Regions from separate parts of the Mus musculus genome. Here region 1 is linked to region 2. The links are chromatin loops, found by intact Hi-C in ENCODE. Cell type or tissue: left cerebral cortex. All regions are shown on one strand. Each heading gives the region's core, and the rest is flanking DNA. Links, peaks and the distances in the headings are about the cores only. Region 1 holds the start of Ndrg3 (N-myc downstream regulated gene 3). Region 2 overlaps Ndrg3 (N-myc downstream regulated gene 3).

Region 1 (2,913 bases), core at 259-2,758, 52 kb after region 2:
TTTTTTTTTTTTTTTTGGCCAACCAGGACCCAGGCATTTGGGGGTGCAAAGACTGCGCCTGACCTGGCCGGGGATGGGGGTGGGGTTGGGGGGGATCTTACTGAGGATAAGACCCGGGCCTGCAGCCTGCTATGTATTATTTAATTCTAGTTAGGAAAATTAAGCAGGGAAGATGAAAATTTTGTGGAGCCTTTGAAGTGTGGAGGAGGATTTGCTAAGGGAGGAAAAGGCAGTTTGTGCTAGTTATTTTGGGGGCAAAAAAAAAAAAAAAATCAACACATTTTTATAGCTGTTCATTTGGAACTCAAATCAAAGGAGGTGTCTTAGATTCTTCACCACCGTGTCAACGCTTTCTCGTTTTATCTTAAAGCCTGAAAATGCTCAAGACCAGCTTTGGAGCAGAGCCAGAAAGTCCCAAAAAGAGGTGATACTGGCTAAATCTGCTCTGTCACCTCCACAAGTCCAGCCAGCCCAGCCAGCCTAGTCCTGACAGCTAGAAAAGAAATGCTAATTATACCTTGGGGGGCTGGGGGGGGGACACCCTGGGGGAGGGGAGTGGGGTTGACGCAGGAGAGGCTTACTGTGTTCTACCAGGGAGCCACAGGGGAGAGCCTCTCAGCTTAAGCCATGAGGCTCCAAGTCTACCTGTGACATGCAGGAGAGCTCTGCAGGGGGAAAAAACGGCTTCGAGAAAAAGAAGGGAGAAAGCACTGGATAGGGAAGCAGCGAGGTACAAAGGTGAACCGATCTTAATAAAACCTTTAGCAAGATCCCTGGCACAAAGCGAGTATTTGGGAGGGAGCCAGTTCACGTTAACATCGCGATTGTTATCACAACAGCATTTCCACCGTACTGACCAGAAGATAATTCTATTCGTAGCCCACTTTTACGACCTTTAAAAGCAACTCTAGATAAATGACAAGTGTATTCCCCACCGCCCCAAATTTAAAGATACAAGGTCAAACCCCACCAGCTCTGGCTGTGAAAGCCCCACCGCCTCTGAGTTAAGAGAGCTGGCCGTGTCACTTGTCAGTTGCATGACCTTGGACGCGACATTTCACCTCTCCGTGCCTCAGTTTCTTTGGCTACAAAGTGGGCTTTAGACAAACCGTGGTCCTGTGGTCCCAGGAGAGAAGAGTGCCTCTGTGGCTTTGGGAAGAAACCCACAGAAGGCGAGTCCAGGCCCCTGTCAAAACTCTCTGGGCTGTGAGGGGCAACGGGGTAGGTGGATGCTCAGCTCTAGGAGCTCCGTGCTCCGCCGTGAGAGGCGGAGAACGGGTGACAGCCTCAGGGGGTTCCAGCGACGGAGGGTGCAGACCTCTGTAGCGACGCCGGACCCCAACAGGTCACACGCTGCCCTCCGCCGACTAGGTACCGGCAGGGGCGCGGGAGGCCGGGCTGAACGCGATAGGCTCGGGGGGCTCAGAGAAGGCCGACCGCGAGGACCCGGGGCTGGTCGCGTGGCCATCGGTCCGCAGCGCACAGAGGAGCGACACCCGGGCGGGCGTACCGCGCGGCGCGCCCTCCGCCCGCTGTGGTAGAGGCGCTCACTCACCTGAAGCGCTAGCGCGGGGCCGTCAATCTACAGCAGCAGCGGCAGCAGCAGCAGCAGCAGCAGCAGCAGCAGCAAGGAGGGGGGGCGCTGCGCAGCGCAGGCGCGCTGAGGATGCCGGGGGTTTACGCATGCGCAACGCGCCTGCTTACGCTAGGAACTACAGACAAAATGGTGGTCAGGCCTACAGAGTCTCTAGCAGCGCCATCTTGGCTGTAGTTTTTCTTCTTGCGGTGTCCCGGAGGCTGTTGCTCAGAACTGCCAGGAGGGGATGTGAAATGTTTTCTCTGCACACCTACCTCTCCCTCATGGTTGAATTATTAGTAAGCTCTTATGGGCCATGACATACTTGTTTTAACAAGGTTTAAAGCTACACTCAAGATCATCTGGCACTCCTGAGCCTCAGGGATTCGATTTCCAGGAATCAAATTCCTAGTCCTCTTCCATCTTTTACAAATGGCAGCCATATTATTTCCTTCTTGAGTAGAACAAGAGAGTTGGTTACTTCACACAAAACAAACAAAAAACGACTGAACATATTATTGACTCAACAATTAAAGATTTTCATTGTTAATTGTGCATATACGAGCATCTGTGCAGGGCAGTGATGTTCATATAAATGTAGCAGATTCCTACTAAAGACAGCTGCAGAATGTTGAAATGGGAGATTACAGACATGAATTCCAGTCCTCTCTACGAACAGTGCACATCTAAACACTAAGTCATCTCTCCAGACTAGAATCAAAACGTTGCCTGCATGTGCTGGCAACTTTTATGTCAATTTGAAATAAAGTAATTTGGGAAGAGAATCTCAGTTGAGAAAAGGCCCCTAGTAAATTGGACTGTGTAGTGTATTTTCTTAGTAATGACTGATAATGGGAGCACCCAGCCTACTATGGGTAGGTGGCCCTGGAGGGGATAACAAAGCAAGCTGAACAAGCCATGAGAGAAGCTGGGAAACAGCACTCCTCTATGGCACAAGGGTCACCATACCTTTGGGAGCTGACTCTTTCACAGGGCTTACATATCAGATATTTATATTTGATTCATAACACTAGCAAATTAGTTATAAAGGAACAACAGATAATTGTGTGTCTGGGGCTCACCTCAACATGAGCAACTTATGTTATTAAAGGGTTGTAGCATTAGGTAGGTTGGCCTATTATCAGTTTCTGCCATCTTCCTTCAGTGAACTGTCTACCTAGAAGGGTAAAATTAAACAAACCCAGGCCAGGCCCAAGCCAATCTGAATGAAGGCAAAACTAGTATTGAAGGCATTTTATTACATGATTTATATTTTTTTTTTTTTAAGATTTATTTATTACATGTAAGTACACTGTAGCTGTCTTCAGACACACCAG
Region 2 (2,913 bases), core at 186-2,685:
CCTAAGAGAGCCTAGAAACTGCTACTGTTTTTAGCACTCACTTCTTTAAAGCTCTTTCTTACAGCCCTTCCATCCTAGAATGATCAAACACCATAGGCGATCCGATTAAACGACCATGGCAGGAGTTATTTCTCCTCTCTGCTTCCTTGAATGTCAAGCAGATTTTAGAGGTGGGCTACACAGTTAACTAAAGGGTTGGGAGACAACCCTACCCATTATAGGAACCCAGGAAGAGCTGGAGGTTTTCTTGGTTGATATCTTGAGCAATGTGCAGTCTGTAGGTTTGAATGAGGTCCAAATTGGCCTGCAACTCCTCCTAGAACGAGTGGAAGAAAAGACCAGTAAGCTGAACGGCAGAACACGTCCATCTTATGTAGTTTGTATTTTCAGTGACAGGAGCCACTGTGCTCAGGAGGGGACTGGGGGTGCTGTGGAGAGTTATTAATGTACCAGCACACCGAATGGCTTACATCTTCTAAGATCAACAATACCTATGGGCCCCATCAGAGTTCAGTTCCATATTCTGTGTCGAACCAGGGCACCAACTGGTAGATGGATATACCAAAGATAGTTATATGGAGCGAAAAATGCCAGGTCCAGGCAGTATATCCTATGATTTTACCTATTTTAAATTAAAAATTAGGCAAAAGTAAAGAAGAGAGGTAATGGAACAGTGAGTGTGTTTCGGGGGATTAATGAATAGGAAGAAGAGAACCTCTTTGTTCTCTTTGTATGGAGACATTTTATACAGTAATATATGTAGATATATAAGAGAATCTATAGGACAAAGGTCAGAGGCACGCACTTACAGTATGTGCATCATAGTGTATGTGAGTTATGCCCCCTTTGTCAAGAATACAATATGGACGGAGGTTACCCACGAAGAACCAGATTAAAATCCCAGCACTTGGAAAGCTAAAGGAAGAGCATCCAAGTTTGATGCCAATCCTGGGGACAGACATTGTCAAAAGCAAGAGAGCAGGGAATCAGAAGACCTAGAGTGATTGCCTATGAGAAACAGGAAATGGATGTTTCATAGATTTTCTATAATAAGCCTGAATAAGCTCTTCTTCCTAAATGTATAATATTAGTAAAAAAATAAAATGAAAAAAAAAGAGAAAATAATAACAGGAAGACTATAACTTTGGAACTAGACCCTGATTCAAATGTCAGCTCCATCACTTTCATGTGGACAATGGTGGTATATTATGCTGTGTTTCAGGCCTTTGGTTTCCCTCTCTCAAAATTAAGCCAAGGTGCTGGAGAGATTGCTAAGCGGTTAAGAGCACTGGCTCTTCTTTCAGAAGATCCAGGCTTATACCACCTACACCAGATAAAATAAAAACTACTCAGCAGGCACATAGCCAGTAGGTGGTGACAGCCTGCTGTATCTCGACCTTCCATTCTCCTTTAGGGGTATTTAGAATTAAGGATGCAAACTAACTGAGCAGCCTCCACGCCTCCCTGTAACTGCCCCTCCACACCCCAGCCCCTCACAGCTCCACACCTCATCGAGCAGTGTCTCCATCACTCACTTTCCCTTAGAAATCAGGACTGGAGGCAAATCCCCCACCAACAGCTGTCCATCCCAGGACAGCAGCCGTCCTGCTGGACACCAGTGTCCCTCAGTCCCTGGCTGGATGAGGTCATCTCTAAGCTCCTTTCCCAATAGCAGCTCAGCGCTCTTGGCTTGTCTCCTCTGAAATGTTGATTCCTGTGAAGCCCTTCCTGAACCTCCTGGTGGCTCTAAAGCTGTCTGCTGAGGCACTGGTGTTGTCAAACATACCCAGATGGCATTCTGCTCACGGGGGACAGGTGGGGAGAGGCTGTTTTCTGTCTCTCTCTGAGTGCCAAGATCCGTGAGGCTAAGAGAAGCCCCTCCTGCAGGGCTAGCCTTTGCAGGCCCACGTGCCCTTCTGACTGCAAGGACCATGCTCTTTGCAGGATCCGTGCATTGCAATGAGCCTCTTTCTCTCCTGAAGCACAGGAAGGCTTTTTGTACAAGAACAGGAGCTTACCTGGCCAAAGTGATGAGCCAGAATTATGTCCACAATGTTGGTGGTAAAACCTGAGAGCTAAAAGATAAAAAATGGTGTTAAGCTGGGCGTGGTGGCACATGCCTTTAATCTGAGCACTCAGGAGGCAGGGGCAGGCGAATTTCTCTGGTCTACAAAGTGAGTTCCAGGACAGCCAGGGCTATACAGAGAAACCCTGTCTCGAAAAACCACCACCACCACCACCAAAACCCAAAAAAACCCAAAATGGTGTTAATAGAGTTAGCAAGTGTGAGTATTTCACAGGCTGTCCACTAAAGGAAGGTGTTCTTTTCTGTCCAAACATTATTCCTCAATAAAACAAGAGGTCACAGGGCATGGTGGCAAACAACTGTAATCCCAGTTACTAGGATGAGAGAGGTTAAGGGAGGAGGACCATAGTTTGAAGTTAGACGGGATGTATAGGAAGTTACTGGTCAGCATATGCTACAGAGAGAGACCATTTTTTCAAACCAGACAAACCCTACAAATTTAGTGTGATATATTTGTGTGACACAGTATTTTCAAAGAAACATAGGAAGTCTGAAAAAGGTTAAATTTCCATTCTAAGGTAGTATGGCATACTTTGAAATAGGGGCATTGTAGCAGGGTATTTTATAGTTACACCTACAGACCCATGAATTCAGAAGGCCGGGGTAGAAGGTTTAGTTTACTTCAGCACTGGACTTGGAGATTAACCCTAGTGACCTTGGGAGACCTAATCTCAAAAAGAAAAAGATAAAAAGAAAGCTAAAAAGGAGAGAGAGAAGGGGGTGGAGAGGGAAAAGGAGGGTTGAAGGACCGTGTGAGGGAACATGTTAGGTAGTGCTCTGAAACGTGCAGTCTGGGACGGTGGCCTCTGCTGCCTCCTCCCTGCCCC

Evidence for each region. Peaks named below come from ENCODE experiments on the same cell type or tissue, not always from the same donor. Only the 100,000 strongest peaks of a DNase experiment are listed, where the experiment ranks them.
Region 1: a loop joins it to region 2, with 4 times the contacts of the local background. A loop is called at or near these places in 6 of 42 quality-filtered maps.

The regions. Positions count from the first base shown.
Region 1 is chr2:156,990,444-156,993,356 of GRCm38, forward strand. It overlaps Ndrg3 (N-myc downstream regulated gene 3), which reads right to left and starts at 1,668. Exons shown (of 16, transcript NM_013865.2): 1 at 1,556-1,668. In left cerebral cortex, for the core only: CTCF peaks have their summits at 627 and 1,804; DNase peaks (open chromatin) are centred at 410, 631 and 1,706; H3K4me3 peaks cover 1,492 bases; H3K27ac peaks cover 1,896 bases.
Region 2 is chr2:156,938,339-156,941,251 of GRCm38, forward strand. It overlaps Ndrg3 (N-myc downstream regulated gene 3), which reads right to left. Exons shown (of 16, transcript NM_013865.2): 9 at 2,019-2,075; 10 at 213-316. Among named protein-coding and RNA genes, the nearest start is that of Ndrg3, 52 kb to the right of the region's middle. In left cerebral cortex, for the core only: a CTCF peak has its summit at 1,369 (motif pointing right); DNase peaks (open chromatin) are centred at 268, 1,385 and 1,879; H3K27ac peaks cover 2,500 bases.